4 separate regions of the Homo sapiens genome follow, and all the other regions are linked to region 2. The links are chromatin contacts, found by Hi-C or POLR2A ChIA-PET in ENCODE. All regions are on one chromosome and are shown on one strand. The core of a region is the stretch at or near the end of the contact, and the rest is flanking DNA. Distances in the headings are between cores, read along the strand shown. Region 1 holds the start of RNF111 (ring finger protein 111). Region 2 holds the start of RORA-AS1 (RORA antisense RNA 1). Region 3 holds the start of SLTM (SAFB like transcription modulator). Region 4 holds the start of CCNB2 (cyclin B2).

The links. Hi-C counts contacts between places; a loop is a spot of excess contacts on that map. ChIA-PET counts read pairs that join two places held with the same protein, here RNA polymerase II (POLR2A). Pooled maps may share reads with other maps.
Region 1: a map of CD8-positive, alpha-beta T cell shows a loop between it and region 2 (4-fold over the local background). The contact joins the promoter of RNF111 here to the promoter of RORA-AS1 in region 2. A Hi-C loop is called at or near these places in 2 of 168 maps with a recorded cell type or tissue (CD8-positive, alpha-beta T cell and naive thymus-derived CD4-positive, alpha-beta T cell) and 8 of 50 pooled maps.
Region 3: a loop to region 2 is called in a map of B cell, with 20 times the contacts of the local background. The contact joins the promoter of SLTM here to the promoter of RORA-AS1 in region 2. A Hi-C loop is called at or near these places in 3 of 168 maps with a recorded cell type or tissue (B cell, CD4-positive, alpha-beta T cell and naive thymus-derived CD4-positive, alpha-beta T cell) and 13 of 50 pooled maps.
Region 4: a map of CD8-positive, alpha-beta T cell shows a loop between it and region 2 (4-fold over the local background). The contact joins the promoter of CCNB2 here to the promoter of RORA-AS1 in region 2. A Hi-C loop is called at or near these places in 1 of 168 maps with a recorded cell type or tissue (CD8-positive, alpha-beta T cell) and 6 of 50 pooled maps. POLR2A ChIA-PET finds 5 or more read pairs at or near these places in 1 of 52 experiments (GM12878).

Annotation. Positions count from the first base shown.
Region 1 is chr15:58,983,104-58,990,814 of GRCh38, forward strand. RNF111 (ring finger protein 111) reads left to right here and starts at 4,560. Exons shown (of 14, transcript NM_017610.8): 1 at 4,560-4,965. RefSeq lists a silencer at 5,279-5,443.
Region 2 is chr15:60,474,219-60,481,390 of GRCh38, forward strand. It overlaps RORA-AS1 (RORA antisense RNA 1), which reads left to right and starts at 4,960. Exons shown (of 6, transcript NR_120342.1): 1 at 4,960-5,180. ICE2 (interactor of little elongation complex ELL subunit 2) reads right to left here and starts at 4,924. Exons shown (of 16, transcript NM_024611.6): 1 at 4,785-4,924; 2 at 3,719-3,851; 3 at 1,845-1,949. The coding sequence starts at 3,759. RefSeq lists enhancers at 3,756-3,875, 4,198-4,725.
Region 3 is chr15:58,931,696-58,939,454 of GRCh38, forward strand. SLTM (SAFB like transcription modulator) reads right to left here and starts at 1,984. Exons shown (of 21, transcript NM_024755.4): 1 at 1,709-1,984; 2 at 661-748. The coding sequence starts at 1,870. RefSeq lists silencers at 1,341-1,600, 1,971-2,150 and enhancers at 1,651-1,890, 2,181-2,320, 2,341-2,430.
Region 4 is chr15:59,099,770-59,106,621 of GRCh38, forward strand. It overlaps CCNB2 (cyclin B2), which reads left to right and starts at 5,377. Exons shown (of 9, transcript NM_004701.4): 1 at 5,377-5,523. The coding sequence starts at 5,500. RefSeq lists an enhancer at 4,900-5,189.

The DNA of each region.
Region 1 (7,711 bases), core at 3,310-5,809, 1.5 Mb before region 2:
ATTTTTAGTAGAGATGGGGTTTCACTATGTTGGCCAGGCTGGTCTCCAACTCTTGTCCTCAGGTGATCACCCTTTTCTGCCTCCCAAAGCGCTGGGATTACAGGGATGAGCCGCCACACCCAGCCCATATAGAAAATTTTAATGAGAACTGTGCTACCTCAACTAAATCAGCAGTTATGGAGTCTATAGCACTTTTCTTTCAGTTTTAAGTTCCAGTGATATCTTCATATGCCAAGAAGAAAATAAAATATTCTGAATCACGAAGTGTTCTGATTAGTTCATCTCTGAGATCCTTTTAATTATTTCCAAAGCTTTACATCTGAGGAAATAGTTCACTAAATACTTTCAAGAATTTCCCAAGATCTTCTAACTCTTGCATTACATCTTCAAACTTTTCTCCATTTCTTCCAAAGAGCTCACGAAGCTGACCACATAATTAGTTACTCTCACTTGCAGACTTTATACAGTTGTGAACTATGCAATGGATGATGGGCATACCAGTCTTTCCTTCTGACTTTGATAGTTTGTAGAAATTTTCTTATTACCCTTGATTGCAGGTAACTCACTAATTCAGCCCAGTATTTCCATGTTTAGACCAAACTCCTCAAATTCCTGTCAGGCAGTAGTTAGATTCTGCTGGCCCATATATGCAGACTAATTTGGTAAACATTATTTGGCTGCAGTTTGAGGAAAGCAGAATTTGGTTTGGAGTGCATTTGGAAAAACTTGATCTCTCCACAAGTGAGTAAAATTAATTTTCAGATATTTAAAGTGATTTGATTAAGGATTTCTGGTTTCTTCTGGCAAAATTGAGATTAGAATCCCAATCTTCTTATTCAGTACAGTTCAATAAATATTTGAGTGCTATTTTTCTACTTAAGAGAGAAAGACATTTTCTCTGATTTTAAGTTTTGAGACAGGTATGTATGTAAACAATCATAATACTTAGATGTATGTATAAAGCTTGAAGAGAGTACTAAAACTGGAGTAAGTCCATTTCAAGGGGTGGGGAGAGCGGTAAGGAAATGCTTCATGGAAGACGGCTTGGAGGAATGGGTAAGAATTTGTTAAGCAGATAAAGCATGGGTGGGAAATGTGGAGAAAGGGGGTGAATTTTGAGACAGAAGGAACTGTGCAAAGGCAGAGAGATGGAAAAAGAGAGACATATATCTACAAGAATATGGAGTTAAGATCGGGTGAGTCTTGAACCTTGCTGGTATTCTGAAGGGTAAGAAACAGTAGAAAAAGAGAGAGGAAAGATAATGGAAATAAAAAGATGGTCAGTTGAAGAAAGTTCTTATGTAGGCAGAGGAAATGAGATCCAAATCTCACATGGAAGAATTAGCCTTGGATAGGAGAAAGGATAGCCTTTCCACTGAAACATGTGAGAGGGAAGAAGTGAGATTGTACTAATGCAATTAGGTTTGTTAGCTTCATGGGGAAAATTGATAGTTATATAGGAATAATATATATATATATTCTTTTACATATATATTATATATTCTTATATATAACATATATTCTTTTATATATATAATATATATTATATATTCTTTTATATATATATTATATATATATATATATATTTTTTTTTTTTTTCCTGGAGAATTACAAGAAGTTTGAGAAGTCCACCGAGGTCCAGGAAGGGTCAGGGGACAGGATGGGAACTAGGGCTGGTATGAAGTGATACTGAAGAATCTGGATTTTGAAGGGCTTTATTTGTCATGCTAAGGATTTTTAACTTGAAGGTGATGGAGGATCATTGAAAGATTTAAGCAATTTAATGTCTAATCAGTTTCTGCCATACTCTAACTGTGGCTTAAGGTTGAGTTTGGGGTGGTGTGGTGACAGTGGTGGAAGCAGAAGCATAGAAATCAGAAAATTGTTATGTGTAAATTAGGTGAGAGCCGCTTCTCACCCGAATCTACCATTATTCTTCTAAATACAACTGCGTAACACCTGTCCCTTCAACCTCACTCCTCTTCTGCTCTGGGCTTTGATTTGTTGCCCTTCTGCCATTATGGTAGTGACTATTCTGATTTTTAAAATCTCTTCTAGTCACTCTCCGCCCAGCATTTTCCAAAGCTCATATGTTTATAGATGGCCCTACCTCATGTTTCATAAGGAAGTCAAGGTCATTCAGTGAACAAGCCCTCAATTTGCCCCCTGAAGCTAACATACCTAAACTGCAGTCTTCTTCCTTCTCACCTGTTTCAGTGGAAAGGCCATCCCTTCTCCTATCCAAGGCTAAATTTCCATCTGAGCTTTAAATCTCATTTCCTCTGGCTCCATAGGTATTTTTCTCCATTGCGCATCCCTTTATTTTCTTTATCTTTCCACTCCTTTTTTCTACTGACTCTTTTCCTTCAGCATCCCAACAGGGTTGAAGCCCTCACCCTTTTATTTCATCTGGGGTTTCTCAACTGCATTATTAACATTTTCGGCCAAAGAATTCTTTGTTGTGGAGAGGCCAGCATCCCTAGCCTCTATCCTAGTGGATAGATGCCAGTAGCCACGCCCCTCCTCCCTGAGTTGTAACAAACAGCAATGTCTCCGGATGTTGCTAAATCATCCCAGCTTCAGAACCACTGATTTAACCCAATATATCCAAAATATTATTTCAACATATAATAAATATTAAAAAGTACTGAGATTTTTCAGTCTTTTTTTGTATTGTACCTTTGAAATTCGATGTGTATTTTTCACTTAAAGCACTTCTCAATTATTTTTATTTATTTATTTTTTTAGGGAGACGGAAAAGGAAAAGGGGAGGGGAGAGGGAGAAGAGGAGGGAGTCTAGCCACATTTTAAGTGCTCAGCAGCCACATATGGCTGGTGTCTACCTAATTGAAGAACACAGGTCAAAAGCTTCAGAAAAAAGGTTAGAGCTGGAAATACAGGTTTGAGAAGTCATGAGATAGTAACAGTTAAAATCAAGGGAGAAGATAAGATAGTCCGGGCAAAATTCTATGTTTAAGAGTGAGAAAATAGGAGGATTGAGGAAAATCCTAGTCGAATGCTCTTTTAGTTTTCCCACACAATCTGCTATCCTTGATCATTATTGTAATTTTAAAATCATTTGTGTGTGTGTGTGTGTGTGTGTTTTGTTTGTTTGTTTGTTTGTTTGTTTTGAGACGGAATCTCACTCTGTCGCCCAGGCTGGAGTGCAGTGGCACAATCTCGCACTCACTACAACCTCTGCCTCCCGGGTCCTAGCAATTCTCCTGTGTCAGCCTCCCGAGTAGCTGGGGTTACAGGCGCCCGCCACTACGCCCGGCTAATTTTTTGTATTTTTAGTAGAGACAGCGTTTCACCGTGTTAGCCAGGATGGTCTCCATCTCCTGACCTCATGATCCGCCCGCCTTGGCCTCCAAAAGTGCTGGGATTACAGGCGTGAGCCACCGCGCCCAGCCTTTTTTTTTTTTTTCTTGGAGACGGAGTCTCCCTGTCACCCGGGCTGGGGTGCAATGGCTTGATCATGGCTCACTGCAACCTCGGCCACCCTGGCTCAAGCGATTCTCCTGCCTCAGCCTGCCGAGTAGCTGGGATTACAGGCGTCCGCCACCACGCCCAGCTAGTTTTTGTATTTTTAGTGGAGAAGGAGTTTCACCATGTTGGCCAGGCTGGTCTTGAACTCCTGATCTCAGGTAGTCCACCCGCCTAGGCCTCCCAAAGTGCTGGGATTACAGGCGTGAGCCACCGTGCCCGGCCAAAATCATTTGCTTACTGAATGATACGGAAAATATGAGTGAACAAAAAAAGTATTGAAAAAGATGAGTTGATGGCAAAGGGAGGGAATTAATGTTTAGTGAACACTTAATTGGCAAGTAATGTTCAGAGCATTATATAAATTGTCTCATTTAATCTAACAAGAACCTTTTGAGGTAAATACGTTATCCCAATTTATAGAGGAGGAAACTAAGATTTATAAGGATCTCATCAATCAGAGAACTCTTAAGTGGCACCACTGGACTTTGAAAGGAAGTCTGCCTGATGGACTCTGAAGCTCATCCTCTCTCTATCCTCCTAATGCATATAATGACGCATTTGTTATCTACTGACTTTTATAAAATAAACAAGGAGGCTTATGCGATTGTACAGCCCGAGTTCGCAGGAGATATGTGACCACTTTTGATCTGATTCCGGAAGCAAATTCACTTTAACAGTGAGGTGCCGTGATCTTTATGTCATTAGCGCATATGATATGGGTATCATTTGTTGTGAAAGACACTAACCCATGATGTTTTTGTTTACGTATATCTGTAAATGTATCAATTCTGTAGTTGGTTAATTTTTAGTTACGAAAAAATGAACCAAGATGTAGTCAAGATTTGGCTTAAATGTTGAACGCATAATCACCAAAGAAAATTAAATAATGAGCTTTGTGACACCTTTCAGTTCGCCAACAGACTGATAAAACCAGTACAAAGGGGGAGGGCCGGGACCGAGGGGGCGGGACGGTGAGAAACGGGAATCGAGCAAGCGCAGAAACAAACAGATGTTAATGGAGGCGTGAAGGCTACTGCGCTCTCACTTTCCGAACTGTCGTAAAGAGCCCTAGTGTCGTGCTCTCCTCGGTAGGGGAGGAATTGGTTAGGCGGCGGCGGCGGCGAAGCGGCGGCGGCGGCTGTAGGGGAGCAGCGGCAGTGGCGGCGACGGCGAGGAGGTGTTCGGTTTGCGCAGCGTAGAAACGCCCGCAGCTTCAGAGAAGGAGTTCTTGTGGGACCAAATTAGGCATTCTGAACCCACGCCGGCTTAGCTGGGCCGAGTCCAGGCGCTGCCGCACGTACAGTTTTGGTGGCGGTGACAGACACTGTTCTTGACTCTAGGGGCCTATTAGGCCGACGTCTGAGGCGCAGATCGCTGGCTCTCGACGCATTACTCTTTACGCCTTACATTTCTGTCTTCCTTCCTGGGTCAGTGATTCCCGGACCCTGGAAGAGAAGAGGGTGGCTAATGATTAAGGTGAGGGGAACGGGGGGGGAGGGGATCCATTGGAGGCCGCGCGTGCGCGCAACGGGGGAGGGGCCGGCCTGGAGGGGAGAAAGAGGAAGGGCTGCGGCCGCGGAAGGCTGGGGTCGGTGACCGGCCGGTTATCTCTGGCTCGGTGGTGACTTAGGGTCTGGGTCTCCGCAGACGATTTGTGTTTGGGCAAGGCATTCGTCTACCGACACACCCACAGCCTACAGTGAGGGAGTGTGGGTGAGGGGATTTCTCTCCCACTTCCGACTCTCCCTAGAGTCTCAGGATGGGGGCTGAGGACCGAGGCGTGGGAGTGCGATTTGACAATGGAGTGATGAAGGTAACCCGGACCCGGGGAGTTGGAGGGCGCTAAGTCAGCCCTGACGGCTAGGGAGTCGCCTGCTGCTGCTGTGATCAAGGAAACGTAGTCCGCGGAACAGCTGAAATACAGACGCGTCAGATTTTGTATGGAGTTGGCTTGTTGGTCATTTAAAAAGAAACTGATGTTTTTACTATTGTCCTTCGATAATTTATCAGAGTCAGTGTCAGTGCTATAGTGGGAATATCTGTTCAGTGCAGCAGAAATAGATTTGTTACAACAGTTCTTAAATAGGTTATAGTAGATAGATCTTTACAGATGGGTATTTCTCAACCTAAGTTTTGATTATTCAAAAAATACCAGAAAGTATGAGGTATTCATTTAATTTGTTCGTGTGTGTGTTGTGGGGTGACTCCATTGTGTTGTTGTAAGCTTTCCTGTTTCTTGATTTATGTGCGGCATTAATTTAGAATTCTCTTGAATGGTAAGATGCCAGCTGACATAGACTACGTTTTGTAGGATTTCCTGTAGCTTTTGAATGTGACTTAATCTAAACTTTATTTCATTTGGTATTTTATCTATAATTTTCTTGTTTTAGGGGCCTCTTGAACTAAAAAGAACAAACTGGGAAAAACATAAGCTAAGGTTCCATTTCCTTTCCCATTTTTGTTGTGTGTGTGTGTGATGGTTGTAAATGCTTGAATGTGATTTTGAGATTACCATACACAACTTCTGTAACGCTGGACTTAGCTTTATTACAGTAAAGATACATCTTTTGATAGTTTATTACTATATGTATTTTTGTAAAAATCTTCATGTCAGTATAAGCCACATTGTTTCACCCTAGTCTGGTTATATTTGTGAGGTGAAACAGATGGATAAGAAGGAAGCCCTTTTACTTTTACAATCATTTTAAATTGATTGTTTCTAAAGCCTTGATTTATCTTATTTTGGACACTTTCTTGCCATTTAACCTTGGACAAATGACTTTATCATCTCTCTCCTGCTCATTTGTTTGTGACCAAAGATTCACAACAGTATTCTAAGAATTGGTGAGGGTGTTTATAAATCTAAATAATATTTTAGGAAAAAGTAGGAAGAATGAGTCTCCTTGTTTATCACGGGTGCTATATCATGTGCAGATCCTTCTGTCACTTCTTAACTTTTGTTTGGTGTCTGTTGGCCACTTGTTTGCTAGTTATTTCACCAGACATAGAACTGGTTTTTAAAGAAAGGTATAAACAAAGTGACTTCATTTTGGTGAAAAATGCATTACAGCAGAGGTTACATCTTAACGAATTTCACTTTGGTACTCCATTTCTACAGATTATTGAGAGAGAGCTGTTGTGATGTTTAAGAGAAAAGCACCTTGCTTGTATAAAGCTAAGGTGCAGTCATTTAGCAGATACTCCTAGTTATTTTACTTTAAAATAAAAAATATAAAGGAAACTAATTGAATCAAACCATTTAGATTTTTAGATGTTTCCTTCTTTTTTTTTTTGTTATAGTTTAAAGAGAGGTTTCTGTATCATGCTTTACTTGAGGCATACTTATGTGCCCTTCTTTTGACTTTTTCTCCCCTTTTGGGCCAAGACTTCAGTAGGAAATAAAAGAGACCATCTGAAAAATGATAGCAGTTAAAATATGTTATAACTTGACATTACCGTTCTATGGGTAACGTTATCTTATGAAATAATATAGGGCTAAGGACAGGAGATCTAGATTTTAGATCTATCTTTGCTTGCTATACATTAGATCTCCGAGTTTATTGTTAACCCTCCTTGGGCTTCAGGTCTCTCTGTTTAAATGAGAATTGTAGAATAGATAACTTTCGTTTTCTTTAGGTCCCAAATTTAATGGTTTGTATATCTAGTTAGGTTTTTGGTATTCATTGTTGTGTTTGTCGTAATTGAATCCCCAGAAAGAAATGCTGTACAAAAAGCATCAATTCCCTCATGAAATGTGTATGTGTAAAACCTGTCATGAAGCTGTGGGCCAGGCGTGGTGGCTCACCCCTGTAATCCCAGCACTTTGGGAGGCCAAGGCGGGCGAATCACTTGAGGTGACCAGTCTGGCCAAAATGGTGAAACCCCATCTCTACTGAAAATACAAAAAATTAGCCGAGCTTAGTGGTGTGCGCCTGTAGTCCCAGCTGCCTGGGAAGCTGAGGCAGGAGAATGGCTTGAACCTCGGAGGCGGAGGTTGCAGTAAGCGGAGATCGTGCCACTCACTGCACTCCAGCTTGGGCGACAGAGCGAGACTGTTTCTCAAAACAAACAAACAAAAAAACTATGATTGTTGTTCCACATATTATTGCTATTGTTGTCCCATTGTAGATATTAATTACTGAAGCTTTAATAGCTTTCAGATGGTACTAAAAATGAAATTTTTTATTACTCCTGGTAACATTTTAAAAATCATCTGGAATAA
Region 2 (7,172 bases), core at 3,710-6,209:
ACTTCTGCTTGTTTTTACGTAAACTTACACATTCATTTGATGGAATCAAAAAAGCACTTTTTTCTTTAATGCTTTTTAATGGCAATCTGGCAATATCTATCAAAATAAATATATATACGTACCCTCCACTGACAGTTTATCCTACTTATACAAACACATGTAAAAAGGCTGCTCACTGTTTCTAACAGTAAAGGAACGGAAACAAGCTAAATATCAACAGAGGTCAATTTAAAAATTATATACACCCAACTATAGAATACAATACAGCTATAGGCCGTGCATGGTGGCTCATGCCTGTAATCCCAGCAAGTGTAGTAGGATGTGCAGTAAATGGAAAGTTGTTAGTCCTGTTTTTAAATCCATTCTGCCAATCCATCCTTTGATTGGGGAGTTTAATTAATTTACATTTAAGTTATTGATAGGGAAGGACTTACTACTACTGTTTTCTGTATGTCTTACAGCTTTTTTGTTCCTTATTTCTTCCCAGTGAGCATATGTAAGTCTTTAAAGAAGTCTAAGTATAAATGAGAGAAAAGGTAAGAAAGTAATTAGGAGAATATGTGGAGTCCAGGGATTATTTAAAACAGGAAAACTTGAGCATGTTCAAATACTGATTAAGTTGGCCAGGCAGAGTGGCTCCTGGCTGTAACCCCAGCACTTTGGGAGGCCAAGTTGGAGAATCACTTGAAGCCAGGAGTTCAAGATCAACCGGGGCAACACAGCAAGACCATGTCTCTTCAAAAACAAAACAAAAACGAAAAAGTAATCAAGATGACTGAAAATGGGAAAGAACAAAGATAGAGGAGTAAGAGGGGACAACGGACAGAAAAGATAACTGAGAAAGCAGGAAAAGATGGGGAGATACGTTTCCTCCACTGTAAAAGGAGAAACGAAGAAAGTAAATGTTGAGCTTCCCTGGGGGAGTTTCCTAATTCCTCATTTGGTGTATTTATACATTTTTCTAGTAAACTCAATTACTTGGTTTCCGGATTCATCAACAACAGAGTAGAAATAGTCGATCAAAAAGCAAAGAAGAGCTACTACAGGCAAGTTGGCAGTAAGAAGTAAAAATTATCACTTAATAGTCATTAAATATCAGAGAGGAAAAAAACCTTTAGCAATTTGGCAATATCTATTAAAATATAAACTGTACATATTGTCTGACCAAACAATTCAATTTCTGTGAGTATATCTTACAGAAATAACTATAAAAATTCACCAATATATTGTTTTTAATTACCAAAAAAAAAGAAGAAAAGGGAACACAACGTTTTGCAACACAAGACTAGTTAAATGAATTAAAAGTACATCTATAGGCTATATAGTGAGGTAATATGCAACCATTAAGATTGAACTAAATGCTGGGGCATGAAAAGATATTCAAAATATCACTTTAAATGACAGATAATTGCAAAACAGTTTTATAGTATATTTTTAGTATGATCCCATTTTGTATTATATACCTGTATATGTATGTGTGCGTGTACACGTTATAAACAGTATACTGCTTAGTACTATACTAAACAATTATTAGTATAATATTGGTACCATACTAAAACATTTATTGGTATAAATGTTTCCATAGTATTATACTATATTGGTACAGTATTATAAAAATATTGGGATAGTTTAGCATAGTATTATAAAATACTATAAAATTGTTTTGCAGTTCATGTGTGGAGAAAGGAATGAAGGTCTGAAAAGATAAATACCAGTGTTAAAAGTTGTTTTACTTTAAACATTTCTATAATTTGAATGTTTAATACTAGAGATACACATAAAACTTCAACTATCAGAAAAACGACCATCAAATATGGAAATAAATAACCAAATAAACATATTACCTGTTGGATAAAACACGTAGTTCTTTTAAACTTGGAGCCATGGAATGATCTTTATAATTTTCTCGAGAGAAAAATGTCTTAAGGCCATTTTTGGGGGAAATATCCCTGTGAAACAAAGTAATTTACTTACATTTGACAATTCAAAATCTCATGCTAGACTATGACACATAATGGCACAATTGTAACTTACAATTTCATACCTTCTTACCCCCCCATCCCCAGACAATCTCTTCTTACTATGTTTAATTTCATATACCAGATCTGTGGGCTTAGAAGTGTTACTTCTTGGATAGCTTTAAACCCAGGCCCATTATGGAATTCTCCAGCTCCAATAATCAGCTCTACATTTTCTGTAGTACACAATTAAATAAATGTCACAGAGACTGGAAAGTTAAAGATAGAAAAGACTGAAGTATAATCAAGGGTCTGTCAAAGGCTGGCCTCACTTCTGGCTCTAGGACATAACATTAAGATACTTGGTTGCTGAAAACACTTCTCAACTTATTTTTGTTTCATGCACTACTGTGCTGAGCCAAAAGACACTACAAAGACTAAATAGCCTAGCTATTTTGTTTACTTTGGCAAATGGGATAACTGGTTTGCTAAAACCACCTCAAAGGTGATATGATTTTTCATAACACCATAATTAATTTAGAGACTAACATATTATATTCAATGCTTTCCATATAGTTAGGCATCCAAAAATGCTGTTTGAATGAAGGAATTAAAAACTTGAAAACACTGAATCCATTAACGTTACTAGGGAGGACAAAGGTCAGTAAAATTCCGTGGAAAAGGATAATTCCAAGGGCTACAATATTGTGCAAAGGTTCTAAACCACAACTAGTTCCACAATGCCGGTGGTATACAAGAGCATCTGTGCTACATCTGAATGCATACTTTATAGCACTGGCAAGGAATGCAAATGTGCATACCTCTTACCTAATCAAATGGTAACTTCTGGGTGTCCTAGTGCCCAGATAGGAAATTCTAGCATATTTGCTCCATACTCTTCTCCTTTTTAAACTGTTCTTAAAGGCATTTATCCAAAAAACTATATTAAGGTATTAATGGTAAAATTAGAAAGTCTTATTTGCTATGCATCAGTATAGTTTCTTATTACCTTGTCGTGGTATTGTATCTGTGACATCTCAATAAATTCTTAAGTTTCTGCACATCATATAAAAACAAAGTAAAGGGTCTCAGGGATTGTGAGCTCCCTGGGGATGGGAGTGTTGTTAGCAATAAACAAATACTCAATGAACATACTGACTTAATAGTCTGAGTCAGGTACTATTTTAATACTCTTTGTAACCATTTATAACATTTGATCCTCCTTGGCTGGCTTAGTAAATGTGTGTTAAAATGAACTAAAGCAGCACATGTATTAGCTAGATGGCTACAAAACCACTATATTATTTAACCAGGTTCTCTATTTGCAAAGTTCTCATACACTTTTAAAATACAGTCTATGCATTTATATCATTTGATATAGATTTCAATATAACAAAAAGCATGTCTATTCTTAAAGAGGGTCTTTTTTATTACTTGTATGGAAATGGGCCAAGGTTCTTGGACTCAAGAAAATTCCAGTATCTCTCCTTCACAGGAGACCAACAATAAATACCTGAGGGAATTATACCTAAAAATAATTTGAGTGCTGAACTGTGTTGTTCCACTATAGGAGTGGAAGTACAGTCAGCCATAACTCTAGCATTCCGTATGTGAAGATGAGGATAGGGTAAATTCTGAGACCCTAAACTTGTATTTTCTGTTTCCTCCAAATCTCTCTATGCCAGAAATCTATTTTCTTATGTCAACCATCAGCCCCACTACACTCCTCTTCAGTGGATTACAAAGTGGCTACAACTCACCAATTCAGTCCTGGTTCACTTATGACCATCTTGGAGCTCATCTTCCTAGATTTCTGCTTCACTCTAGCTCACAGTTCACAGCTGCCTGGCTGCGAAGGCTCCAAGAGGCAGGATCCCTCCAGAACTTACTCAGCTGAGTAAAAACAAAAGGCCAAGATCAAAAGCAAGTGATTGGCTAGGCCAGGTGCTATTAGGTGAGGAAGAATCTCTCCCTAAACATCTACCCTCAACAGACTGTGGCACCTAAAACAGAATACAGCAGACCCAAGGTTCTTTGTAGCAGAGCAGCAATGACGATACAGGACGAGCCCTTTTCCATTTAATCTACGCCGGGAGTGTTACTCTCAGGACACTCACTATGGAAATAAGAGCTGAAACAGAACGGTGTTCTCATTGCTTACATACTAGGCCACTTGATGGCATGGAACGGGAAGTCAACTCAGTTTTCCATTCCCTTACTGCCAAAATAAATCTTTTGTTTTCCCGACCATGCTTTGTTATGGGGCAGATTCTGGCAGGCACTTTATGACAAAAGCTACCTCGATATCAGGAATCTTAGGCCTTTCACAAAGAACCTCACATTTGAGAAGACTTGAGGTCAACTTAAGTGACATTTCACAAGATCACTTACAGACATCATCAGGACTACAAATCAGGCTTGATCTCTCATGTTCAGTACTTCTCCTGTGACCCCAGGCAGACTGATAAAGTGACCTGCGAGAACCTAATCAAATTTAGGAGTCGGTCTCTCGACACCGAACGGGCCCGACCGGCTCCCACTTAATCTACCTCTCACACTTCGACCCAGTGTGGAGCTGGGGGGGAATAGTCGAGGAAGGCAAAAGAAACGGCTGAGGGAAAGGGGACGCAAAGAGAGGGGAAACAAGGTTCCAGAAAAGCAGGTAAAAGGGCAAGCAAAGCAGGGGTAGGAGCCGCGCAGAGCCAGGAGCAAAGGGTCCTGGCCCGGCCGCCATGTTCCCTCCTCCCGCCCCTGCATGAGCACGCCCGCTGGCCCGGCAGCGCCCTCCCGTCCGCGTCTGGGCTGCAACACAGCCTTTCCGCCCACCTCATGGTCCGCGGCGGCTCTTGCCCAGGCCGCAGCCACACACCACACACGCTCCACCCCACTCCTCACATTGTCGCGCGCGCCCAAAAAAGACCATATTTAAAGGATGTGGCCGCGCCGACTCGGCCCTGCGTGATGACGTCTCAGCGACATAGTGGGCGGGGCCTTGCGTCTTGACGGCTGCTCCCCTCCTTTCCTCCCGCCACAAGCGCTCGCTGTGGTTCTGGCAGCGAAGTGCGAGACTGGGCTCGCCAGGCGGAAGTGGTTGGAGACTGCGTGTTTTCCTAGAAAGTCCTCGACCTTCGTCGGGGAGAGGAGGGGAGTGATAAATTGGAAGGCGGACAAGCGACAAGTGCGGTACTGGAAAGACCCAAACATACTTGGTTGTGACCTCAGGCAAGTTTCCTGACTTCCGTAACCCAAACTCCTCATATGTAAAATGGAGATGAAATTGTTACTGCTGCATCATACGGTTTTTTGGAAAGGATTAAATGAAACAAAGGAAGAAGCTGTGCTCTGCACAGTACCTGGCACATAGTAGGGCCTCATTAAGTGCTCCTTCACCTCCGCTCCACTCCCCATCCAGTTTTAGCTGTGAGTTCAAACACTAGTTTTGTTCTCATCCATTACGGAAAGATTTATTGACCGTAAACAGAGTACTTTGTGCTTGGTGCTGGGTACACATGGACTAAGACTGAATACTGATTTTTCCAGTGCTTTGGATCTCTGGCAATCTAAGACATTTACATTAAATACAATAGAAAGTAATAAACTACATAAGAAAGGTGTATAGATTGAGGTTAGAGGGAGAGGAATAGCTAGTGTGAGGGACAAAACGCAGTTTTGAATAGTATTGAGTACTTACATGTCAGTTGCTGCACTGAGCACCTGCCGTGTGAGCTCATTTGAAGAATGTGGGTATGTGGAATGAAGAGAAAGGGCGTTCTAGACAGACCAGCACAAGTGTCAAAAGACAAAAATTTGACACATCTAAAGATCTCAGTTGGCCTTATTGCGATTCTGGAATCAGGCAACACTTCATTCCATAAAATGGAATGAGTGTCCCAATGAGTGGAACAGAGGAGGTTGGCATTACGGACAGAAAAAAGGTCTGTAGAAAGTAGAAACAAAGAACAAAAAGCAGATTGATCATTTCAAAGTTACTTTCCTGGTAAGGTGGAGACAGACAGTACAATAGAAAGATAACTGATTGGTTAACATCAGGTTACTTCAAGTTACTCTTTGCTGTAGGGACTAAAACAGAGGAAATTCATTATCTTGCTGATTGAAAATTGAAACTGGCCTGTTACCTCTGTCTCCTGATTTCTTGGAGGGCCACATAACTCAGTTTCGGTGTGGTGAGCCTGAGTGATACCATTTTTATTTTAGTCTGGTCTCTTGGGGTCTAGTGCAGAAGTTCTAAACAATGGCCTCCTATAATTTTTTTTAATACAAGGAACTGCATAAACTTATTGCATAAACAGAATCTAGTGTGTGCTATTAGGGAAGCATGTTCTACATTTTATTTTAAGACAGAGTCTCCCAGACTGGAGTGCAGTGGTGTGATCTCAGCTCACTGCAACTTCTGCCACCTGGGTTCAAGCGATTCTCCTGCGTCAGTCTCCCTAGTAGCTGGGACTACAAGTGCATGCCACCACACTTGGCTAATTTTTGTATTTTTTTTTTAGTAGAGATGGGGTTTGCCAGGGTGATCTTTAACTCTTGACCTCAAGTGATCTGCCCACCTTGGCCTCCCTAAGTGCTGGGATTACAGGTGTGAGCCACTACCCCTGGCTGACATTTTAGACTGATTTAGAATATTGTTAGAAATTATGTTAATGTAAAAAATATGCTACAGGAAACCATAGGTAGTTTATTTTGCCTGGAATGCAAGGTCTCTGAAGAGTAGTAGAGGAAAAGGGGTTGGAAAAACTGGTTGAAGCTAGAACACGTAAGATTTTATAAGCCAGACTAAGGAAGTTTGACTTTATTGCATAAGAAATAAAATGCTAGGAAACAAACAAACAAAAAAGCTTACATAATGACACAATCAGAACTGGCTGGCTGTGCTTCAGGAAAGTTCACCTGGCAACCTACGGAATTCATTGAAGGGAGGAGGCCAGTTAGGAGACAGTGTTTGTGAATGCTTAAAAAAATCAACCACTACAATGCCTGGCACTGTGCAGATAGCATTTCTTTTTTTCTTTTTCTTTTTTCTTTTCTTTTCTTTTTTTTTTTTTTTTTGAGATGGAGTCTCCCTCTGTCGCCCAGGCTGGAGTATAGTGGGGCGATCTTGGCTCACTGCAACCTCTGCCTCTCGGGTTCAAGCGATTCTCCTGCCTCAGCCTCCTGAGTAGCTGGGATAACAGGTGCATACCACCACGCCCG
Region 3 (7,759 bases), core at 734-3,233, 1.5 Mb before region 2:
CCACTTTTAGCTAGTCACTAAATCATTATATCCTAGAAATAAATATATTTTGCTCTAGCTTAAAAGTTAAAAATAAGAATCTTTAACATCCCTATAATTTAAAACTTTTTTAAGCTAATTAATCATGGATTTTTCCCTCTACCTTGTTAGTATGATTGGTGAGGTCTTTTTGAATTTCACTAAAAATTAGGAGGTATAATGGCATAAATGCAAATTAAGTTCACCAAGTCAAACAAAGTACTAAACATAAAGGTTATAGAATTTTAATATACTAAAGAAAACAGCAAGGAGGCAAGGTAAAAGATTTGGTAGGAATTCCATCAAAACTCTGCCAATTGTGGGGCAAGGTAGACATGTGTTAAACTGTATTTTATTCAGGTCTTCACACTATGAAGCATCATTACACAACTTGACTTTGTAATTTTTTCCGGAAGCAATAAAGAACTGTTCTCACTTTCTAATCAGCTTCAGCCGAATCTTAAGGGCTACAAGTCACCCAAAGCCTGGCAACAGTAACTTTTCTTCCTTGACCCAAGAAGGCAGACTGCCAGAGGGAAATAGCAAAGAGTAGCACTATATAAACAGGGCAAGAGGCACAAGAGCAGAGGCAAGTTATATAACCAAAATATATTTTAAAACATGTTCATAACTCGTAACAACCTTTGCCTTTAGTTGGTTTCTTGTTTGGAGTATCAGTTGAAACAGTTAATTCAATATTATCTGGATCGCCTCCTTCCTCTTCAATAGCCTACATTAGAAAGAGAAGTTAATATGCTACACAATCTATCTAAACTTATTTTATAAAAACGAAATGAAAAAAAATTTAGCAAACCTCAAGCCTCAAGACATTAGAATTGCCAGTCATTTCATCAACCGACTTCAAAAATGAGCAATTAAACTACACGAAAGAGTGAGAGAAACTTTCAGGGGAAAAAAATCATTAGGTATCAAAATCGCAAGGAGTTTTAAATTCTACCGTGTCAAGATAATTAAATATCACATCATACTGGCCAAAAATCCAAATATGTTCTATTGCAGAAAAGTTGCTAGCTACTAAAGTAAATAACTAAAAAGAGTTTTCCTAGTTTCTGTAATGCAAACTTACTGCTCCTCTGCTACAATTCCAACGCTCACTCAAACCAGAAAGCTAATCAGGAAAGAAAAAGTAATTATTGCGCTGATGCAAAAACTAAAAGCCTAGTGGAAAACAAAAACTCTGTCACCCACCCATCAACTCCCACTACCAATTCCCCCTCAAGATGGGGAAGAAACGGTTGGGCACAATTAAACGGTAACTTCGCAGAAGTCACCAAAGTAACCATTCCCTCTGAGGCCAAGAAATGCACACGCTCACCATGGCTAAAGGCTGGGGAGCCAGCGCCTCCCAGGTCTCCGCGATCGCCCTTGGGAGGCCGCGCCGGCCGGCCGCAACCCTCGCAGCCTGGCGGGGACGTCCCGGGGAGGCGGAGGCACGCTGGGCTGCGGTGGCCGGTCCCTCGCAGGCCCGGCCCGGCCCGGGGCGCGGGGCGGGGGCACCGCGGAAGGGTCCCCGTCCTCCACGCTCGCGGGAGCCGCCCCTGGCCTCCCTACCATGCCGTTCCGCAGGTCCCAGCGGCTGCGGGCAGCCGGAGGCTGCGGCGGAAGCGGGGCGCCGAGGCGCGGCCTAAGTTCCCCTTCCCGGTCCTTTCCGGTCCTCGCCGGGCCTCACCTGCTTGAGTCGGGAGATGAGCACGGTCTTGACTCCGGTGATGTCTAAGTTCCGCCGCTTCAGCTCGGACTTCAGATCGATGACCCGCAGATCGGTGATCTTTTTACCTTCCGCCTGACCCGAGGCGGCCGAGGCTGCCACCGCACCGGTAGCGGCAGCCATCTTAGAAGAGCAGCGCGCTGCCGAGGCAGCGAGTGGGCTGCAGGGCGGCGGCAGCAGCGCCAACTTCCACCCAGGCCTCGGCGGCCGCCGGCGCCGCGCAGCGCTGCGCACAATGAGCCGCTGGCCCCTCCCCCGGTCCGCCACCCTAGCGCAACCTGCAGCAGCAGCCGCCAGCACCCGGATGACGGCCGCGCGTGCGCGTTGGCGCAGGGACCGGCAGCGGCGCGCTCGGTCGAGCGGGCCGCGGCCACTTGGGCGGTGCGCTCCCTTGTGTGGACTGGGAGGTCGGGCACGTCCTACCGCAGCAACGTCCGCCGCGCCGCCGTTCTCTCGTCGCTTCGTTAGCCATTTTCTTGCAACGTCTTGAGTCTTGAGCAACAACGATGTGCGGGCACTGAATGACATAGTGCGCGCGTTACTCAACACAAACCGAGGGGGCGCGTGCGCGCGCTGAACCTCTCAAGGAAATACTTTATCAGTTCTGCTGAATAATCGAAAAATTGTCGCCGGTGTGCACCAACGAACTAGGTTCCCCGAGTTCCATTCAAAAGACCTCAAAGCAGTTCTAGGGCTGTTAGTCCAAAGAATAGGAAGGGCTGGCCTTTGACACATGGCTCATTGGCTGTCTCAGGAGAAAACATCATCGCCCTGCCCATGGCAGCTTAGGTTATTCTAGGGCTGCCCTTCCTCACTTGAAAAACAGGAAAACTTCTTTCTTGTTGGCCTCAGGTTTGCTATCCTCCCCGGTAGACCTGATGGCTCAACACGAAATTGTTCAATGAAAGAGAAAACTAGCTTATAAGTACTTGTTGCCGTTATCATATACTGTGTTCACTATTTTGCCCCCCAAAATTTGGGATTCCAAGAACAGTGAGCATCTTCTTATGGAGGATCGGCCTGTACAAGTGAGTACCTATTTGTAATTTTACCTTGTATTATTCATTATCAAAGTGCAAGCATTGATAAAATAAAACGATTCTATAAATTCCATAAGGTGATTATGATGCACAATTAACTATACTGTATTTCCTGGTTTTACAACTTAAATTCCTGAGATCTGACTCACTTTAGGTTACTTTTTCTGATTGGCTCAAAAAAAAGGAAGACTGGACATTATAAAAGAATACCTGACATTAGGGTAGTTCTTTACAGTTTATAAGGCACTTTGACGTACAGTAACCCCCTTAATCCTTCCCAAGTCTGTCAAGTAAATCTCCGTGAGGCTTAGAGAGATTAAATGACTTGCCCATGTTCACACAGCTGGTATGTGGCCGAGCTGTGCTCAAATCCCAGGCTCCTGATTCCAAATCCAGCTCTGTCTCTGCTACAACATTGGATTCACAATAATAGAAGTTTAGAATGCAAGACTCCTTAGAAATCTTCTGGCCCATCACTTGAGGTCAGGAGTTCAAGACCAAACTGGCCAAGATACAGGGTTTAGTAGAAACCCCGTCTCTACAAAAAATACAAAAATTAGCCGGGTGTGGTGGTGAGCACCTGTAATCCCCGCTACTCGGGAGACTGAGGCAGGAGAATCACCTGAACCCGGAAGGCAGGGGTTGCAGTGAGATCCGGCCGCTGCACTCCACCCTGGGCAACAGAGCAAGATCCTGTCTCAAAAAAAAAAAAAAAGTCTGGGTGCTGTGGCTCATGCCTGTAATCCCTGCACTTTGGGAGGCTGAGGTGGGTGGATCACTAGAGGTCAGAAGTTCAAGACCAGCCTGGCCAACATGGTGAATCCCCATCTCTACTAAAAATACAAAAAATTAGCCGGGCATGGTGGTGCATACCTGTAATCCCAGCTACTTGGGAGGCTGGGGCAGAAGAATCGCTTGAACCCAGGAGGCGGAGGTTGTAGTGAGCTGAGATCACGCCATTGCACTCCAGCCTGGGCAACAGAGCTAGACTCCGTCTCAAAAAGAAAAAAAGAAAAAAAAATCTTCTGGCCCAGCCCTCAAGATTTTAAGAGATTTATCTGGGAACTTACAGTTACACTCTCTCTTTTTTTTGTTTTTGTTTTTATTTTTATTCTTTTGACAGGGTCTCACTGTGTCACCCAGACTGGAGTGCAGTGGCGTGATCATGGCTCACTGCAGCCTCAACCTCCCAGGCTCAAGTGATCCTCCCACCTCAGCCTCCTGAATAGCTAGACTACAGGCGCCTGCCACTATGCCTGGCTAATTTTTGTATTTTTTGTAGAGACAGGGTTTCACCACGTTGTTGCCCAGTCTGGTCTCAAACTCCTGGGCTCAAGTGATCCTTCCCCCTCAGCCTCTCAAGTAGCATGCCAGCACACCCAGCTAATTTTTCTTTTCTTTTCTTTTTTTTTTTTTTTTTTTTGTAGAGACAGGGTCTCACTATGTTGCCCAGGCTGGTCTCAAATTCCTGGTCTTACACTATCCTCCTGCTTCAGCCTCCCAAAGTGCTGGGATTACAGACGTGAGCCATCACACCTAGCCCGAACAGGCTTTTAAACCTTTCCTACCTTGAAACATCTTCATTTGACTCAGCTATTTCCTTTTGACAATAGTTACATTATTGTGTACTTATCTTAATGAAAAGCACATAGGTTATATTAAATAGTGATGGGGAGATAAATCATATAGATGTCTCTCTGAAGATAATGAAGATGTTTGACAAAACACTTTGAAACTTTTTTTTTTTTTGAGATGGAGTCTCACTCAGTCGCCCAGGCTGGAGTGCATTGGCACAATCTCGGCTCACTGCAAGCTCCGCCTCCCGGGTTCACGCCATTCTCCTGCCTCAGCCTCCCGAGTAGCTGGGACTACAGGCACCTGCCACTATGCCTGGCTAATTTTTTTGCATTTTTAGTAGAGATAGGGTTTCACCGTGTTAGCCAGGATGGTCTCGATCTCCTGACCTCATGATCCGCCCGTCTCGGCCTCCCAAAGCGCTGGGATTACAGGCGTCAGCCTCTGCGCCCGGCCTACATTTTGAAACTTTTTAAAACATAAAAACCATAAAAGAAATAACAAGGTAATGAGAAATTACTGGGCCAAAATTTGAGAGAAGGCTGAAATCTAGAGAGATGAGACCACCATTTGGAATAAAAGAAGCTGTTTGCTAATGCTGAAAGACAGGTGAGATTTGAGCACCACTTTTGGGTGATTTAAGGGATAAAAGGTGGAGCCGAGTCTGCCAAAGGAAGGGGGCCTGATTTGCCATCCCAAACTTAGTTTTTTTGTTGTTGTTTTTTGGGGTATTTTTGTTTACTTTGTTTTTTTTGAGACGGAGCCTTGCTCTGTCACTCAGGCTGGAGTGTCGTGGCCCAATCTCAGCTCACTGCAACCTCCACCTCCCGGCTTCAAGTGATTATCCTGCCTCAGCCTCCTGAGCAGATGGGATTACAGTCATGCGCCACCGTGCCCAGCTAAATTTTTGTATTTTTGTAGAGACGAGGTTTCACCATGGTGGCCAGGCTGGTCTTATGCTCCTGACCTCGCTGTTCTCGAACTCCTGACCTCGAGTACTCTGCCTGCCTCGGCCTCCCAAAGTGTTGGGATTACAGGCATGAGCCACCGTGCCTGGCCCCAGACTTACTTTTGAGACACTAAAGGACTGCTCTCTAGAAGAAAACATGAACTTAGAGTAAGGAAAGCCTTGCAAAGACTGCAGCCATCTTGATGTCATGCTAATGACATGAAGTCATGTTGTAAGACCTAACGGTGTCATATTAATGCCACTGCTACCTAGCAGAAGCAAATGTAAATTATCCTTGAAGGGACATACAACAAATTACCTATGTTCACAAGTTGCTTTTACAAATATTTTTTAAATTACAGTGTCTAGGCCAGGCACGGTGGCTCACGCCTGTAATCCCAGCTCTTTGGGAGGCCGAGGCGGGAGGATCACCTGACGTCAGGAGTTCGAGACCAGCCTGGCCAACATGGTGAAACCCCGTCTCTACTAAAAATACCAAAAGTAGCCAAGCATGGTGACAGGCGCCTGTAGTTCCAGCTACTCAGGAGGCTGAGGCAGGAGAATCGCTTGAACCGGGTGGCAGAGGTTGCGATGAGTTGAGATTGCACCACTGCACTCCAGCCTAGGCAACAGAGCAAGACTCCATCTAAAACATAAATAAATAAATAAATATCTGCCTCTTAGGACACAGAATAGAGGATTGGAGAAGGGAGAAATTGGAGATATCCAGCACAGACAGTGAGGGACAGACAGAATTCAGAGAGAAATCCAAAATAATTGTAGTTGAAATTTCAGAAAGAAAAGAGAATGGGGTCAAACCAATCTCTGAAGAGATCATAGATGAAAATTTTCTAAAATTTAAGAAACATATCGATCCATAGATTCAAGAAGTTCAACAAAGCCCAAGTAGGATACATTTTAAAATCATGCAAGACACATCATAGTGAAACTACAGAAGAAGATCAAAGAGAAAATCTTAAAGGAGGCAGAGAAAAACATTAGATTGCCTTCATAGGAGCAAATATAAGATAAATGTTTACTTTTTTTTTTTTTTTTTGAGATGGAGTCTTGCCACTGGAGTGCAGTGGTGTGATCTTAGCTGACTGCAACCTCCGCCTTCCAGGTTCAAGCGATTCTCCTGCCTCAGCCTCCTGAGTAGCTGGGACTGCAGGTGTATGCCACCATGCCCAGCTAATTTTTGTATTTTTAGTAGAGACAGGGTTTCACCGTGTTGGCCAGGATGGTCTCTATCTCTTGATCTCGTGATCTCATGATCTCCTAGCCTCAGCCTCTCAAAGTGCTGGGATTATAGGCATGAGCCACTGCGCCTGGCTGAATGTTTACTTTTCTTTTTTCTTTTTTTGAGACAGAGTCTTGCTCTCTTGCCCAGGCTGGAGGGGAGTGGCACAATCTCGGCTCACTGCAAGCTCCGCCTCCCGGGCTCATGCCATTCTCCTGCCTCAGCCTCCCGAGTAGTTGGGACTAGAGGTGCCCGCCACCACGCCCAGATAATTTTTATATTTTTAGTAGAGATGGGGTTTCACCTTGTTAGCCAGAATGGTCTTGATCTCCTGACCTCATGATCCACCTGCCTCGGCCTCTCAAAGTGCTGGGATTACAGGTGTGAGCCACCGCGCCCGGGCCTTTTTTTTTTTTTTTTTTTTTTTTTTTAGAAGGAGTCTCACTCTGTCTCCCAGGCTGGAGTGCAGTGCTGCGATCTTGGCTCACTGCAACCTCCACCTTACGCATTCAGGTGATTCTCCTGCCTCAGCCTCCTGAGTAGCTGGGATTACAGGCGCACACCACGATGCCCAGTTAGTTGTATTTTTAGTAGAGATGGGGTTTTGCCATGTTGGCCAGACTGGTCCCGAACTCCTGACCTCGTGATCCACCCACCTGGGCCTCCCAAAGTGCTGGGATTACCGGCGTGAGCCACTGCACCCAGCGAATATTTACTTTTCAACAGCAAAAAAGGAAATCAGAAGATAGCAGGTTGATGTCTTACCCATACTTAAATAAAATTATAGCTAATAGCAAATAATAACTGAGGGAATTAACAATGGGTAGATCTTCATTAAAGGAAATACTAAATGATATCTTGAGAAAGAAGAAAATGATCACAGAAAGGTCAGAGATGCATGTCCTAATTTCTAGGGTAGTCACTAGTCAAATATTAAAAGACTCTATAACTTTCAAACTAAGATTAAAAAAATCCTCCAGAGAACAAGACAGAAGAGGGGACATAGAATCAGTGGGATAATAGAAAGCATGCTGTAAGATAAACATTTAAAAACAAACATAAAAGCAATTACATTAAAGATTAATGGGTTAACTATTCCAGGTAAAAGATAATTGTCAGTCCAGAAGTTTTTTAACTAGTTAGAAGAACACATTTAAGAAATATACAAAAATGGGCCAGGTGCAGTGGCTTACACCTGTAATCCCAGC
Region 4 (6,852 bases), core at 4,127-6,626, 1.4 Mb before region 2:
AGCCTCCCGAGTAGCTGGGATTACTCGTGCCTGCCACCACACCCAGCTAATTTTTTGTAGTTTTTAGTAAAGACGGGGTTTCACCATGTTGGCCAGGCTGGTCTCAAACTCCTGAACTCAAGTGATGGTGGTAAACATTCTATCAGACTGGCCTCAGTGCTTCCTAAGGCTTTGAATTACATCTGATCCATAGTTCAGCACCAGATGATTTCTTTTACCTGCAGGAGATAACCAAATGCCAAAATATCTCTTTGAAATGACGAAGGCAACTCAAATTTCCCATATGAAAAATCTACCAGGATAACATCATTGAGAATTCAGTTTACAAATGATCAGAAATCACAGATACTGTGCTATGTTTTCTTAAACTGTGATCCCCCTGTGAAACCAAGATGATAAGACTATTCCAGCAAACGAAAAGCTTATTTGGTGCAACGACTTGGAATGCCCCCAGGTAAGTGTATTTGTTACCTGTTTTGTAACAAACCACCCCCAAATTGAGTGGTTTATAAAACACATTTATTTGCTCACAGTTGCGTGATTTGGGCGGTGCTGGGCAGGCATAGCTCATCTTTCACTGTGGTATGACGTTTCCTCATGTGGCTACATTCAGCTGCAAGTTCTACTGAGACAGTGTCCACGTGGCCTCACCTTGCATATCTGACGCGTTAGCTGGGATGGTTAGGACAGGTGATAATGCGCTGGGCATTTCTCTCAATGTCATCTCTAGAAAGGAATAGCTTGGGTCTCTATGGTGGTGACGCAGGACTCCAAGGGAGAAATAAACTGCTTCCTAAGACCCAATCCTGTTACTGGAACAGCATCTCTTCTTTCACATTCTGTTGGTTAAAGTAAATAACAAGGCTAGCCCAAATTTAAGGAGAGAGAAAATAGATTACACCTGTTCACAGAAGGCACTGCAAAAAAAAAAAAAAAAAAAAAAAGGGGGGCACTCTTTCATCCACCACAGTGAGGTAAAACAAGCCCCATTGTTTTGTTAGAATACCTAGCACAAGCTTTCTGAACGCATTTACTTCTCCCCCCAAACCAAAGCTTTGCATATAGAGAAGCGCATGTGCAAAATGATTTATATTCTCAGAGGAATCAGCAGTGAAAGAACTTTCCGTTTCCCAGTGTGATTGATTTATTATTATTATTATTTTTTTGAGACAGAGTCTCACTCTGTCACCCAGGCTGAAGTGCAGTGGCGTGATCTTGGCTCACTGCAACGTCCGCCACTCAGCCTCCCAAGTAGCTGGGACTACGGGCACACGCCACCATGCCTGGCTAATTTTTTTTTTTTTTTTTTTGTATTTTTAGTAGAGAAGGGGTTTCACTGTGTTAGCCAGGATGGTCTCCATCTCCTGACCTGGTGATCCACCCGCCTTGGCCTCCCAAGGTGCTGGGATTACAGGCATGAGCCACCATGCCAGGCCTCCTAGGGTGATATTTGAAAAAAAGAAATTTATGGATGGGCTGGGCATGGTGGTTCATTCCAGCACTTTGGGAGGCTGAGGCAGGAGGATCACTTGAGCCCAGGAGTTCGGGATCAGCCTAGGCAACATAGTGAGACCCCCATCTGTACAAACCATTTAAAAATCAGCCAGCCGAGTAGTCCCAGCTACTCGGGTGGCTGAGGTAGGAGGATCACTTGAGCCCGGGGGATTGAGGCTGCAGTGAGCTGTGATCACACTGCTGCATTCCAGCCTGGGTGACAGAGGGAGACCCTGTCTCAAAACAAGAAGTTTGTGTGTAAGGTTTTAGGTTAGTTACAGTGAGAAGTACAAAATAAGAAATATTATCTTCATTTTTAACACCTGTAATCTCAGCACTTTGGGAGGCCAAAGCCGGAGGATCTCTTGAGCTCAGGAGTTTGAGACCAACCTGGCAACATAGCAAGACCTCCTCTCTACAAATAAAAAAATTAGCTCGGTGAGGTGGCTCACTCCTGTGGTCCTAGATCCTCAGGAGGCTGAGGTGGGAGAATCACTTGAACCTGGCTGGTCAAGGCTTCAGTGAGCCATGATTGCACCATTGCACTCCAGCCTGGGCAACAGAGCAAGACGCCTTCTCAAAAAATAAAAAATAAAATAAAACGTGTTAATACAGATTCAATTACTCAATTTTGACAATGTCAAGTCGGTTAATAAAAGCACTATGCCCAGCCTAGGCAACACAGTGAGACCCTGTCTCTACAAAAATTTTTAAAAATTAGCTGGGAGTGGTGGCATATACTTGTAGTCCCAGCTACTCATGAGGCTGAGGCAGGAGAATGGTGTGAGACCAGGAGTTCGAGGCTGCAGTAAGCCGTGACTGCACCACTGCACTCCAGCCTGAGCAACAGAGCAAGACCCCGACAAAAATAAATAAATAAGAAAGCACCTTTACCGTTCATAAAAAAGCCCTATGAGTAAGCAAGCATTGTCACTTTTATGGTTGTATCTTTTGATAACATATCAACATAAAGCAAAAATATTTTACAACTTCAGTGCACTAAAACATCTATTTTTCTTTTCCAAGACTTTTCCATAGGATACCTAGTTTTTAGTTATGGGATGATTATGGATAGGCTAACATCTTTTCACATAGTAGCTGCAATTATTCCTGTTTCACCTAAGAGGAAACAAGTTCAGAACTGTCAGATGCCCTCCAACCAATAGGGATTGAGGCAATTTAGGAATTTAACTTTACATAAGTCTCGTCCAACCACACTGATTATTCGTCCCCAAGTAACAGAACCATTTAAGAATGATGGGAAAGCTCGGTCAAATTTTTATTTATTTATTTTTGAGACAGAGTCTCACTCTGTTGCCCAGGCTGGAATGCAGTGGTGCGAACTCGGCTCACTGCAACCTCTGTCTTCCAGGTTCAAGCGATTCTCCTGCCTCAGCCTACCGAGTAGCTGGGATTAGAGGCCTGCACCACCACGCCCAGCTAATTTTTGTATTTTTAATAGAGACTGGTTTTTACCATGTTGGCTAGGCTGATCTTGAACTCCTGACCTCAAGTGATCCACCTGCCTCAGCATCCCAAAGTGCTGGGATTACAGGTGTGAGCCACCATGCCAGGCCTTCAGATTCTTAATGGAACCTGATATCATGGGTGTTAGATCACTCCTTTCCTCTTTTCCTTCTCTTTTCCCATTAATCTCACTTTTTCCTTTCCTGTTTCTTTTTCTGTCTTGATCTTCACCTGCTTCTTTTTACAAGGGCAACATTAATACTGTTCTCTTTGGACTGTGCTAATCCTCCCACTCTTCTGCTCAAGACTGGTGTCACACCTTGTTTTTCATTCTTAAATCTTACATACATCATAAGATCATTTATTAGATGAATATTTTTTAATTAATACACTTAAATTTTATTTCAGTAGCTTTTGGGATATAAGTGGCTTTCTGTGATGTGGGTGAATTATATAGTGGTGAATTCTGAGATTTTAGTGTGCCCATCACCTAGGTAGTGTATATTTTATCTAATATGTAGGTTTCTATCCCTGTCTCCCCTTCCACCCTCCCTCTTCTGAGTCTCTAAATTCCATTATATCACTGTGTTTGCCTTTGTATATTCACAGCTTAGCTCCCACTTACAAGTGAAAACATACGGTTTTTGGTTTTCCACTCCTGAGTTACTTCACTTAGAATAATGGCCTCTAGCTCCATCCAGGTTGCTGCAAAAGACATTATTTTGTTCCTTTTTATTGCTGAGTAGTATTCCATGGTGTATATATACCACATTTTCTGTACCCACTCGGTCGATGGGCACTTAGGTTGGCAATTGTGAATTGTGCTGCTGTAAACATACATGTGCAAGTGTCTTCTTCATATAATGACTTCTTTTCCTTTGGGTAGATACCCAGTAGTGGAATTGCTGGACCAAATGGTAGAACTACTTTTTGTTCTTTAAGGAATCACCATACTTTTTTCCATAGAAGTTGTACATTCCTACCAGCAGTGTTTAAGCATTCCCTTTTCCCCACATCCACGCCTACACTGTTTTTTGACTATTGTTTTTTGAGGTTTTTTTTCTTTTTTAGACAGGGTTTCAATGTGTTGCCCAGGCTGGAGTACTGTGGCACAATCATGGCTCACTGCAGCCTCAGACTCATGGGATCAAGGGATCCTCCTGCCCCAACACACGGCCCCCCGCCCCCCGCCCCCCGCCCCCCTCCCAGTACCTGGGACTACAGGTGCTCACCACTACACCCGGCTAATATTTGTATTTTTGTAGAGACGGGGTTTTGCCATGTTGCCCAGGCTGGTCTTGAACACCTGGGCTCAAATGATCTGCCCAACAGGCCTCCCAAAGTGCTGGGATTACAGGTGTGAGCCACTGCGCCCGGCCTTTTTTTCTGACTTTTTAATGATGGCCATTCTTGCAGGAGTAAGGTGGTATCTCCTTGTGGTATTAACTTGCATTTCTTCGATGATCAGTGATGTTGAGCATTTTTTCATGTATTTGTTGGCCATTTGAATATCTTTTGAGAAATATCTATTCATGTCCTTTGCCCATTTTTTGATGGCATTATTTTCTTTCTTGCTGATTTGAGTTCCTTCTAGATTCTGGACACTAGGCCTTTTTCCGATGCATAGTTTGCAAATATTTTCTCTTAATCTGTGGTTGTCTATTATTTCTTTTGATGTGCAGAAGCTTTTTAGTTTAATTAGGTCCCATTTATGTATTTTTGTTTTTGTTGCATTTGCTTTTGGGGTCTTAGACATGAATTCTTTGCTTGGGCTGATTATTAGACGAACATTTATTGAGCACCAACCATATACGACAAACGATGTACTAGGTGTTGGGAATACAATGGAGAACTTACATGAATCACCAGTCACACAAATCTCTTTTATCTTTTTTTTTTTTTTTTTGCCTTACTTGAGAATTTGGGTTTTTGAGTAAACGCCATTATTCTCTCTTTTTTTAAGCACACTTTTGCATCTCAACCACCTAACACACTGCATCCCTGAGCAACCCGGAGGGGCCGGTTCCTGCACCCAGGCCAACACAACTTAAACCCCAACACACCAGAAGAGGAATAAAGGCCAACCAACTTCCGCCCACCCACTACAAACGTCGAGAGAAATTCGTAGATGAGGCCTTGTCAAAATTCAGAGGCGTCCTACGTCTGCTTTCCCAATGAGACAGTTCCTTTTTGTTTGTCTCAGAGACTGGGGTTTTTTTTTTTTTAAAAGACTGTAGGCAGAAAAAACACCCCAACCGGCTGTTGTGACAATCAAACGTGTCTAAGAAAATTCAGCCAATGAGAGTGCGAGAGTGCATCTTGTGTTGGCCAATGAGAACAGCGACCCGTGCGCAGGGCCGCCCAATGGGGCGCAAGCGACGCGGTATTTGAATCCTGGAACAAGGCTACAGCGTCGAAGATCCCCAGCGCTGCGGGCTCGGAGAGCAGTCCTAACGGCGCCTCGTACGCTAGTGTCCTCCCTTTTCAGTCCGCGTCCCTCCCTGGGCCGGGCTGGCACTCTTGCCTTCCCCGTCCCTCATGGCGCTGCTCCGACGCCCGACGGTGAGTGTGCCCGGGGACCGCTCTCAGAGGCGAGTCCGTCGGCCCCACAGCTCCCCTGTCGCTTCTCTCATCTGCTCCGAGCTTCTCCGTCCCAACCGGGGCTGCTTTTCTCTTCTCCGGAGCTCACTGCTTCGCCCGCGTCCCTGGCCCTGCGGCCGGTCCTCTCCGGCCCGCCTTTCCCCGTCTGGATTCCGCCCTCCCCTAACCCCTCCCTGCCCCGGGGTGGGAGAAGTGTAGGAAAGCGCTTCCGAGATGGCGCCTGTCAAGTGAGCCCCCAGAGCACTAGGCCTAGTACTCAGCGAGCGATCCCCGAGTGCTCTTCATTGCTAGAGAGTTATCTACTTCCACGTTCCTGGGATTTCCCTCCCCCTTTCTTACAACTCCTTGCCAACTAAGGGACCTGTGATGGCGGCTGGGAGGAGGACTGGAAGGGTTCTGTAGGCAGTAAAGTGTACGGCGTGTTTCATCAGGCAACTGCCAGGCTGTTTTTCAGATTGTTCACATTTCTTTTTGTATGAGTTTCCCATTTATTTCGGCACGCTAAGTCTTCCATGCTACGTTCACTAATAAATGGGTTTGTCCCCTTAAAAAATTAATTTCTTTACTCAAATGTAACAGAGGTTTTTGAATATAATTTGGACCAATGTGGCAGACTGAGAGAAAAGGGTCCAAATTCATTTATTTCATCCTTGCAGAGATCAAAGTGTTATGGTGTTTTGGGTATTTTTCCTGTGGGCTTGAATTGTACCGGGACCTACTTTTTTCCTTTGCCGAAAGCTAGAGGGCCCTGACACACCTGAGTTCCATCATCTTGGCTATAAGGTTAGATAAAAGCTGCCAATTTTCCTATCCAGATGAATTTAAATTGAGTCACATTACCAGGCTTCTACCCATAAGCATTACATTTTCAAACACTTTTTCAGATTGGCAGTTGCTGCTGGAAGAAATTGAAGTGTGACTTTTGAGAATCCTAATAGATTGAATACATTTAGCATTTAATTAATATCCTTTTGTGGATCTAAGTCCAACTGACAAGTAATTTTTTATAATAATGTATTCTATAACGTTATTTAATAGTCAAAACCTTTCTGTTCAGGGAAGGCTTGAGTTTCCCTGGCCCCTCTCTCTGCCTGGTAGATCCACTCAAACCCCTTGTTGGGAGTTTTATTAGAGTCGGGACCCTGAACTCTCAGGGATAGGACATGCTGGTTTTTTGCTTTTTTCTTTTTTAATGAAATGTTTATCACTTCTATAATAAACTTTTTTTGGTATGAGTTGCTTTTCCTAGCAAGTTTTATTTCCAAGCACATTATGTCTAAAGCAGGTTAA